2 separate regions of the Homo sapiens genome follow, and region 2 is linked to region 1. Evidence: read pairs that join two places in POLR2A ChIA-PET (ENCODE). Cell type or tissue: PC-9. All regions are shown on one strand. Links, peaks and the distances in the headings refer to the core of each region. The heading gives the core; the rest is flanking DNA.

Region 1 (4,396 bases), core at 263-4,262:
ACTGCGCCCAGCTGGCATTTATTTCTTTTTTAAGTAAATAACTGAAAACAGAGAGTGCTATACAACTTTGTGTCAGGCACTGAAACTTAGTGTATGGTTTTCTACTTAAAATTTTTTTCATTTTATTTTTATTTTTAGACAGAGTTTTTCTCTCTCTCTCTCTGCCACCCAGGCTGGCATGCAGTGGCACAATCTTGGCTCATTGCAGTCTTGACCTCCTGAGTTCAAGTGATCCTCCCACTGCAGCCTCCAGAATATCAGGGACTACAGGTGCACAACACCATGCTCAGCTAATTTTTGTCTTTTTTGTAGAGACAGGGGTCTCACTATGTTGGCCAGGCTGGTCTTGAACTCTTGGGCTCAAGCACTCTGCTCACCTTGGCCTCCCAAAGTGTTGGGATTATAGGCATGAGCCGCTGTGCGTGGCCATGGGTTTCTACTTCTAATGTGCCCCATTGCTGCAGAGTCCATCCTTGCTTTTTCATGTACAAAAGAGACTCACCTAGCTCTTGGGTTGGACCATATAAAATTCCTGATATTCAACCGGGCGTGGTGGCTCACGCCTGTAATCCCAGCACTTTGGGAGGCCGAGGCGGGTGGATCATGAGGTCAGGAGATCGAGACCATCCTGGCTAACAAGGTGAAACCCCGTCTCTACTAAAAATACAAAAAAAAAAAAAAATTAGCCGGGCGCGGTGGCGGGCGCCTGTAGTCCCAGCTACTCGGGAGGCTGAGGCAGGAGAATGGCGTGAACCCGGGAAGCGGAGCTTGCAGTGAGCCGAGATTGCGCCACTGCAGTCCGCAGTCCGGCCTGGGCGACAGAGCGAGACTCCGTCTCAAAAAAAAAAAAAAAAAAAAAAAAAAAAAAATTCCTGATATTCAACATTTTTGACCTATAAGAATGACATATGTTTTCGTATAATTCAACCTAATAAATTCTATTTAAACCATAAAGTTCAACTCAGATCCTAACATCCAATGTGAGACTGAAGATGAACAGTTTCCAGGACCCAATAATGGCTCTTCTTTTTCTGTCACATTTCCTGTCCTATTTATTCTGACATTTCTTGCATACTATTTTGTACTGTTGGCAGTATTTCCATATGAATGTGTCTTGCCTTCTCAACTACTTTGTACATTCCTTGAGGCAGCCCATTGTCTGTTCTCCATTGTGGTGCCAGGCACAGTGTTGCATATAATATTTGCCGGGTAAATTTTTTAAATGATGCTAATAATAATTAATTAATTCATAACTATTGACCTGACTGCTCTGAGAATTAAAAATTTATATCGTGTTTTCTTTTAACATTTAACCGTCCATGTGTCTAACATCAAAGAAGGAAAGTTCTTTCATTTTGAGGAATCTTCTGTTGCTAATGTATGCAATGATAATGCTGTTCTTGGTCTACATAAAGGTTGCTACTGATTAGTAATTCAGCATGACTCAGGTTATTGTTCCACTAAAGGTCCTGGAATTCCAGTAATCATTATGCTCTCTCCTTAGATTCCACTTGGATAAAGAACTAGAAGAGTTGGGCCGGGCATGGTGGCTCATGCCTGTAATCCCAGCACTTTGGGAGGTCGAGGTGGGCGGATCACTAGGTCAGGAGTTCAAGATCAGCCTGTCCAACATGGTGAAACCCCATCTCTAGTAAAAATACAAAAATTAGCTGGGCGTGGTGGCTTGTGCCTGTAATACCAGCTACTTTGGGGGCTGAGGCAGGAGAATCGCTTGAACTCAGGAGGCGGAGGCTGCAGTGAGCCAAGATTGTGCCATTGCACTCCAGCCTGGGCAACAGAGTGAGACTCAATCTCAAAAAAGAAAAAGAAAAAGAAAAAGAAAAAGAAAGAACTAGAAGAGTTAGGTGGTTAGCCAAGGTGAGTAGAACAAAGTTAAATTAACTAGTCCACGTGCGGACAGATCCTTTGTTGTTGGTATGATGTATATTGTGTATTGAATCAACCCCAACGGCCAAACTCCAACACCAAACACAGCTTATTTAGGAAAAAATGATATTTTCCTTTGGAATTCTAATCACATATCTTCAGTCAGAAATAAGCGAGGAGGAATCAGGGTTAGTGTATGTTGCAAAGGGCTGGAGCTGGCAGAAGGACTATGTTACATAGGTTTACATTTGGTAAAACTAAGGACAGATGTTCAAATCAAGAGCCTCAAAAGAGCTTCAAAGTCAAAGGAAACTGCCTAAGTGAGTCACCAAAATAAGGAGGAAGACTCAACGCAGGGCATTGTTGAGGCTTGAGGTGGCCAATTAATCACACATCTTTTGACTCTGGGTTTATTTTATTAATAGATATGAATTTGAAATGTGCCTTGTGCCCAGGGCCCAAGTAGATTCCTGCTTTTTCTCCCAGGGAATCAGACTGATTTAGCCTGTGATAGGCAGAGCAGCTGGGCATCTCCAGGGCAACCCGCGCACTTCATGGAGGGGAGAAGGCCTGCAGATGAGAGAACAAAAGCCACAGAGGATAGGCTGCCTGCTTCGAACAGCTCTTCTCCGAGGCTGGGCCATGAATGATGCCACTTCTCTTCCTATGTGGAGAGCCCAGTGAGAAGTATAGAGAAGGGAAGATGTTTCTCCTTAAAATTCAGCCAATGTCGCAACTTCTAGTTTCAAGCCTGGGAAAAATTCAGGGCTAGGGAGAGAAGTCCCCTGCCCTCTCCTCCCAACCTAGTGAGAACGAACTTGAAGGTTTGAGGAAGAAGGCTGAATGTAAAACTGGCAAACAGTCTGGACAAATGCCAGAGAGAAGTGCTTGGCTGAAGCCAGCACTTAAGGGCTTCCTGAGGAATGAGTGTGGACTGGCTGGCCTCAGAATAAAGGACTGAGACAAAGCAGATGCCAGAAGTCTATTGAATTTTCACTTTGTTGTTTCAGTATCCTCTTATGCTTAATGTCTTCAGTCTTTTGCTTCTGGCTATGATGAAGTTACTGATACAAGGCTAGCCTCATGCCGTCAACAACCATGAAACTGAACAAAATACATGTGGCAACGCTTTCCAGACTGTGGAAAACAGGCAATGCAAGATTGATCCCTGAAAGAAAGAAAAATCACAAGGTAAGACCCATAACTGACCTGAATGTACCTGGGAAACATTTCCCAACCACAGCACAGGGGGCTAGAATTCACAGTGGTGATGTTCTGCTTGAAGAGATCGAGGTTAGAGTTCAGGACAGCAGAAGCAGTTGGGACAGGTGGGTACTGAAGAGGAAGAAGCTGTGTACAGGTACAGAAGTTGGTATGGTGGTTCCGCACCAGTCCTGATTGAGGACTAAGCTGGATGTGGGCTGGGTGAGACTACTCAAGGCTTATCAGAGAGCTGAGGCTTGAGGTTGTAGGATTGAGGGACTAGAGCTACTAATGCTGGGGACTTGGAGTTCCAGCCCAGCCATAGGAGAGAAATCCAGTTAACATTTCACTGATATTTATTTATTTGTTTATTTATTTATTTATTTATTTATTTATTTTTATTTTTGAGACAGAGTCTCACTCACTCTGTTGGCCAGGCTGGAGTGCAGTGGCGTGATCTTGTCTCACTGCAGCCTCTGCCTCCTGGGTTCAAGTGATTCTTGTGCCTCAGCCTCTCAAGTAGCTGGGAATACAGGTGTGTGCCACCATGCCTGGCTAATTTTTTTGTATTTTTAGTAGAGATGGGATTTCATCATGTTGCCCAGGCTGGTCTTGAACTCCTGGTCTAAAGTGATCTGCCTACTTCGGCCTCCCAAAGTGCTGGGATTACAGGTGTGAGCTACCACACCCGGCCATTTCACTAATATTTATTACAATCCAGCTAAGACCTCAGAAAGGCCTCTAAGAACCCAGCCTAGGGTACAGCCTAGAGTACACCTGGCATAATAGAGTCAGTCTATGACCAAGCCCTGATAAGATCAGGAAGATAGCGTTGGAAGTTGAATTCTTCCAAGTTAGAAGGACTTGGAAAAAATATCTTTCACTTCCCACAGATCCTTTGTAACAAAGCATAAAACTGAGCATACATCAGCTCATCAAGCCCATCATATATCAGATCATCAAGTAATTAAGCTGCCTTAGAAAATGCATCAATTTTTCAAAGGAAGATAACAGAATCCAGAGTCTGTACAATAGTTTATCTACACTATCCAGTCTAAAAAAAATTACTAATACAGTTTTAAAGACAGGACCATGTAGTCCAAAATCAAGAGCCAATTCGAAAATGACCCATATTTTGAATTTAGCAGGTGATGGTTTTAAATGGACTATTATATATATGTTCAAAGAATGAAAAGAAAAACAGAAAAGATATATTAGCAAAGAATTTTAAACTATCATAAAGAACCAAACAGAAATTCTAGAACTGGGAGCTAAATTAATGCAATGTAAAATTCACTGGATGTTG
Region 2 (4,396 bases), core at 101-4,100, 280 kb before region 1:
AAGAAATTACTCTAAAATAAAAAAATAATTAAAATGTAAACATGAAGGAGGGTTATTTTCCAAATTCTAAATTAGAGTACATTTCTTTTGTTCCAGTAAGTAAAATATACATTAGAATTTTTTTTTTTTTTTTTTTTTTTTGGGAGACAAGAGTCTCGCTCTGTTGCCCAAGCTGGAGTGCAATGGCGTGATCTCGGCTCACTGCAACCTCCGCCTCCTGGGCTCAAGCGATTCTCCTGCCTCAGCCTCCTGGGTAGCTGGGATTACAGGCATCCACCACCATGCCCGGCTGATCTTGAATTCCTGACCTCAGGTAATCCACCCACTTCGGCCTCCCAAAGTGCTGGGATTACAAGCATGAGCCACCGTGCCCAGCTTAGAATGTATTTTTTTAAAGATCAAAATATTATCCAAGGTATAAACTATTAACAGATTTTAATCTTTTTAATGAAATTCGATTTAACACACTTAATACAAGATAAACAGCATCTATATCAATTACACAAAAGACTATTAGTTCCACACAATGTAGAGTTTGATTTAAAGATGAAAGAGTATTATACTTCATTTGAGAAATAAGAATGTTTAAAATCTAATCTCAATTCTGTCACTATATTTTATTTGTTTTTATATAAATAAACTCTCATTTTTATACATCTCATCAGAGGACTAGGATTTCTATGTATGGATGAAATATGAAGTGAGTTATACCCATAGAGCATAAAGACAGGAAATAAATTACTACAAGTATATGTTGACTATTCTGTTGTATGTTTTCTTTCAGGAAGTATGGTTATTTATGGGAGTAAATACATCAGTACATTTGGTTTGAAGGAATAACTTCCTTTCATAGCTTTTCCTAACTTGAGATATAAAAGTGACTTGGAGCTGATGCTCAGAATTCTATTAAAGATAAAATACTTAAATATCACAATATTTCAGATATAAAAGTGCAATCTCAGCAATTTTGCAAAGTTTCCAGCACAGTAATTAATATTCCACTTCATAGATGGTAGAATATTTTTCAGGAGGCTTCTTAAAGCAATCTAAAAATGCTTCATGTACATTATGCATGCAAAGTATAATTCTTTTAAAATGTTAATTTTGGGAATTGGATATGTAATTGCATATTACTAAGCACAGAATACTACCATTTCCAAAAATGAAAGAATACAATTTCAGTTTACTATTTTTAAAAAAACCACTTTGGGCCGGGCGCAGTGGCTCACGCCTGTAATCCCAGCACTTTGGGAGGCGGAGGCAGGCGGATCAAGAGGTCAGGAGATCGAGACCATCCTGGCTAACACAGTGAAACCCCGTCTCTTCGAAAAATACAAAAAAATTAGCCGGGCGTGGTGGCAGGTGCCTGTAGTCCCAGCTACTTGGGAGGCTGAGGCAGGAGAATGGCGTGACCCCAGGAAGCCGAGCTTGCAGCGAGACAAGATCGCGCCAGTGCACTCCAGCCTGGGCGACAGAGTGAGACTCCATCTCAAAACAACAACAACAACAACAACAACAACAAAAACCACTTTGATAAACATACTCTTTTGAGTTTATAAAACTATCACAGTGCCAACTTCATACTAGGTGAAATTCATGATATAAAAAAGATTTTTAAAAGTTAGGGGAGAAGTGAGCCAGAAAAAAAAGAATCAATTAAAAACTCTACGTAAAGTTAGCATTTGTGTTTCCCTATTATCTTTTTTTTTTTTTGGAGATAGTGTTTTGCTCTGTTGCCCAGGCTGAAGTGCATTGGCACAATCTCAGCTCACTGCAACCTCCGCCTCTCAGGTTCGAGTGATTCTCCTGCCTCAGGCCCCTGAGTAGCTGGGACTACAGGCACCAGCCACCATGCCCAGCTAATTTTTTGTACTTTTGTAGAGATGGGGTTTTGCCATGTTGCCCAGGGCGATCTCAAACTCCTGAGCTCAGGCAATCTGCCTGCCTCAGCCTCCTAAAGTGCCAGGATTACAGGAGTGAGCGCCTGGCCTCCATTTCCTTTAGATACAGAGGTGTAGGTATAATTCAAATTCTAAATACAAACATACTTTTTTTTTTTTTTTTGAGATGGATTCTCACTCTGTCACCCAGGCTGGAGTGCAGTGGAGTACACTGCAGCCCGGTCCTCCTGAGCTCAAGTGATCTTCCTGCCTCAGCCTCCTAAGTAGCTAGGACTACAGATATATGCCACCATGTGTGGCTAATTTTTTATTTTTCCCAAACGTAACTTTTTAACCACCACCAGAACAAGAAACATCTAGATTAGAAAAAGTAAGATTAGGCTGGGCGTGGTGGCTTGCGCCTGTAATCCCAGTACTTTGGGAGGCTGAGGCAGGCAGATCGCTTGAGGCCAGGAGTTCAAGACCAGCTTGGCCAACATGGTGAAACCCTGTCTCTACTAAAAATACAAAAATCAGCCAGGTGTGGTGACGCACGCCTGTAGTTCCAGCTACTCGGGAGGCTGAGGCAGGAGAATCACTTAAACCTGGGAGGTGGAGGTTGCAGTGAGCTGAAATCGTGCTGGTGACAGACACTCTGTCTCAAAAAAAAAAAAAGAAAAAGAAAAATTAAATTACAAGTATTCATCTTATACAATCATCTCCATAGGCATAAATTTATATCCTAATATCAAAATCAACAGAATTCAATGAACCAAGTATGTGGAAGGGTTGGGACTCCACAAACTCAGGTTTTCTGATCTCTTCTTTCAATGTTTAGTTAACAACTTTTTCCTAATATTACATGGGCTCCTACTGGTTGTGAAAATGTCAGAGATATTGGTAATTACATGGACCCGAAGGGATTAAATATTTGATGGGAAAATCATTTGACCATACTCTTAATAATCTGGGAATCCTTCGCTGATAATCTGGATATAAGAGCTCTCTTTTGACCCAAAGACCTGTCAGTAACAATGCACAAATACTGATATATTATAGTTACAAAAAGATTTCAGGCTGGGTGCAGCGGCTCACCCCTGTAATCCCAGCACTTTGGGAGGCCAAGGCGGGTGGATCACTTGAGGTCAGGAGTTCAACATAGCAAAATCCCGTCTCTACAAAAACTAGAAAATATTAGTCAGGTGTGGTAGCATGCTCCTGCACTCCCAGCTACTCGGGAGGTTGAGGCAGGAGAACTGCTTGAACCCAGGAGGCAGAGGTTGCAGTGAGCTGAGATTGTGCCACTGTACTCCAGCCTGGCCAACAGAGGGATGGCCCTGTCTCCAAAAAAAAAAAAAAAAAAAAAAAAAAAAACAGGTTTCATTGTGATGAATTAAGTGCATTCTGGACTATGAGGCACCTAATTAATAAACTGCCGGCATAATTTGTGTCTATTGGGGCAGTAAAATTATGTTACCTTTACACTAAGAGAAAAATCTCATGTTAAATATACCTTCTCTTTGTGGGTTAAAGCATCCAGAGGGGATATAGTGGGAAAACAGTAAAACAGGAAAAGTGGTTGATCAAAAATCAAGACAGCCAAGTTTTGATTCTTGCTTTCCTATTAAGTACTTAGACCTTGGATGAGTTACATATTCTGGGGCTTTCAGAATATTGGGGGCAGGGTAGGGGAGTAGGGGAGAAAAGACCAAGAGATTTTATATATATATGTATGTATTTTTTTTTTTTTTGAGATGGAGTCTCACTCTGTCGTCCAGGCTGGAGTGCAATGGCATGATCTCCGCTCACTGGACCTGTCTCCCAGGTTCAAACGATTCTCCTGCCTCAGCCTCCCGAGTAGCTGTGATTACAGGTGCCTGCTGCTACACCCAGCTAATTTTTGTATTTTTAGTAGGGACAGGGTTTCACCATGTTGGCCAGGCTGGTCTTGAACTCCGGACCTCAGGTGATCCAACCACCTTGGCCTCCCAAAGTGCCAGGATTACAGGTGTGAGCCACACCTGGTCCAAGAGATCATACTTGGGGTTACAGAAAGAGCTTGCGGGCTAAATAGAACTAAAATGCAGGTCTCCTACTTTCTAAAGCAGCACTCTTTTAACTATGCCAGTGATCCCTAAACTTTTTGATTTTTTAAAAAAATCCCTCTATTTTTAAATTTTGCCACGATATGAATATTATTTTTAAAAAACCATACTCATCTATCACAATGACTTAGTTAAAAATAAAAAGGTATTAAAAATTAGGAAGGATATAATCTTATCGCACCAGAGAGCTCTTTAATATGCTATTAAAATCTAGCCAATGGCCAACTGAAACTGGGATCCTCTTTTCTCATCTAGAAGATGATTTCATCATAAACTTATTCTAGAGCTCTAAAATTCTATGCCTTATTTTGTATTTTAAATATTTCTAATTCTTTCAACCGTTTCTCCTAAACTAAATTTCCTTCATCATGGTGGTTGTTCTTCAGGATTTCAATGTCTCTACTCAAAAAG

The links. ChIA-PET counts read pairs that join two places held together with the same protein. Peaks named below come from ENCODE experiments on the same cell type or tissue, not always from the same donor. Only the 100,000 strongest peaks of a DNase experiment are listed, where the experiment ranks them.
Region 2: POLR2A ChIA-PET joins it to region 1 with 12 read pairs; 2 of 35 experiments call an interaction of 5 or more read pairs at or near these places.

The regions. Positions count from the first base shown.
Region 1 is chr12:18,996,976-19,001,371 of GRCh38, reverse strand. No RefSeq gene overlaps it. Among named protein-coding and RNA genes, the nearest start is that of PLEKHA5, 130 kb to the left of the region's middle. In PC-9, for the core only: no CTCF peak of the experiment used is centred there; no DNase peak of the experiment used is centred there; H3K27ac peaks cover 1,773 bases.
Region 2 is chr12:19,278,895-19,283,290 of GRCh38, reverse strand. It overlaps PLEKHA5 (pleckstrin homology domain containing A5), which reads right to left. Exons shown (of 32, transcript NM_001256470.2): 12 at 1-11. Among named protein-coding and RNA genes, the nearest start is that of PLEKHA5, 150 kb to the right of the region's middle. In PC-9, for the core only: no CTCF peak of the experiment used is centred there; no DNase peak of the experiment used is centred there.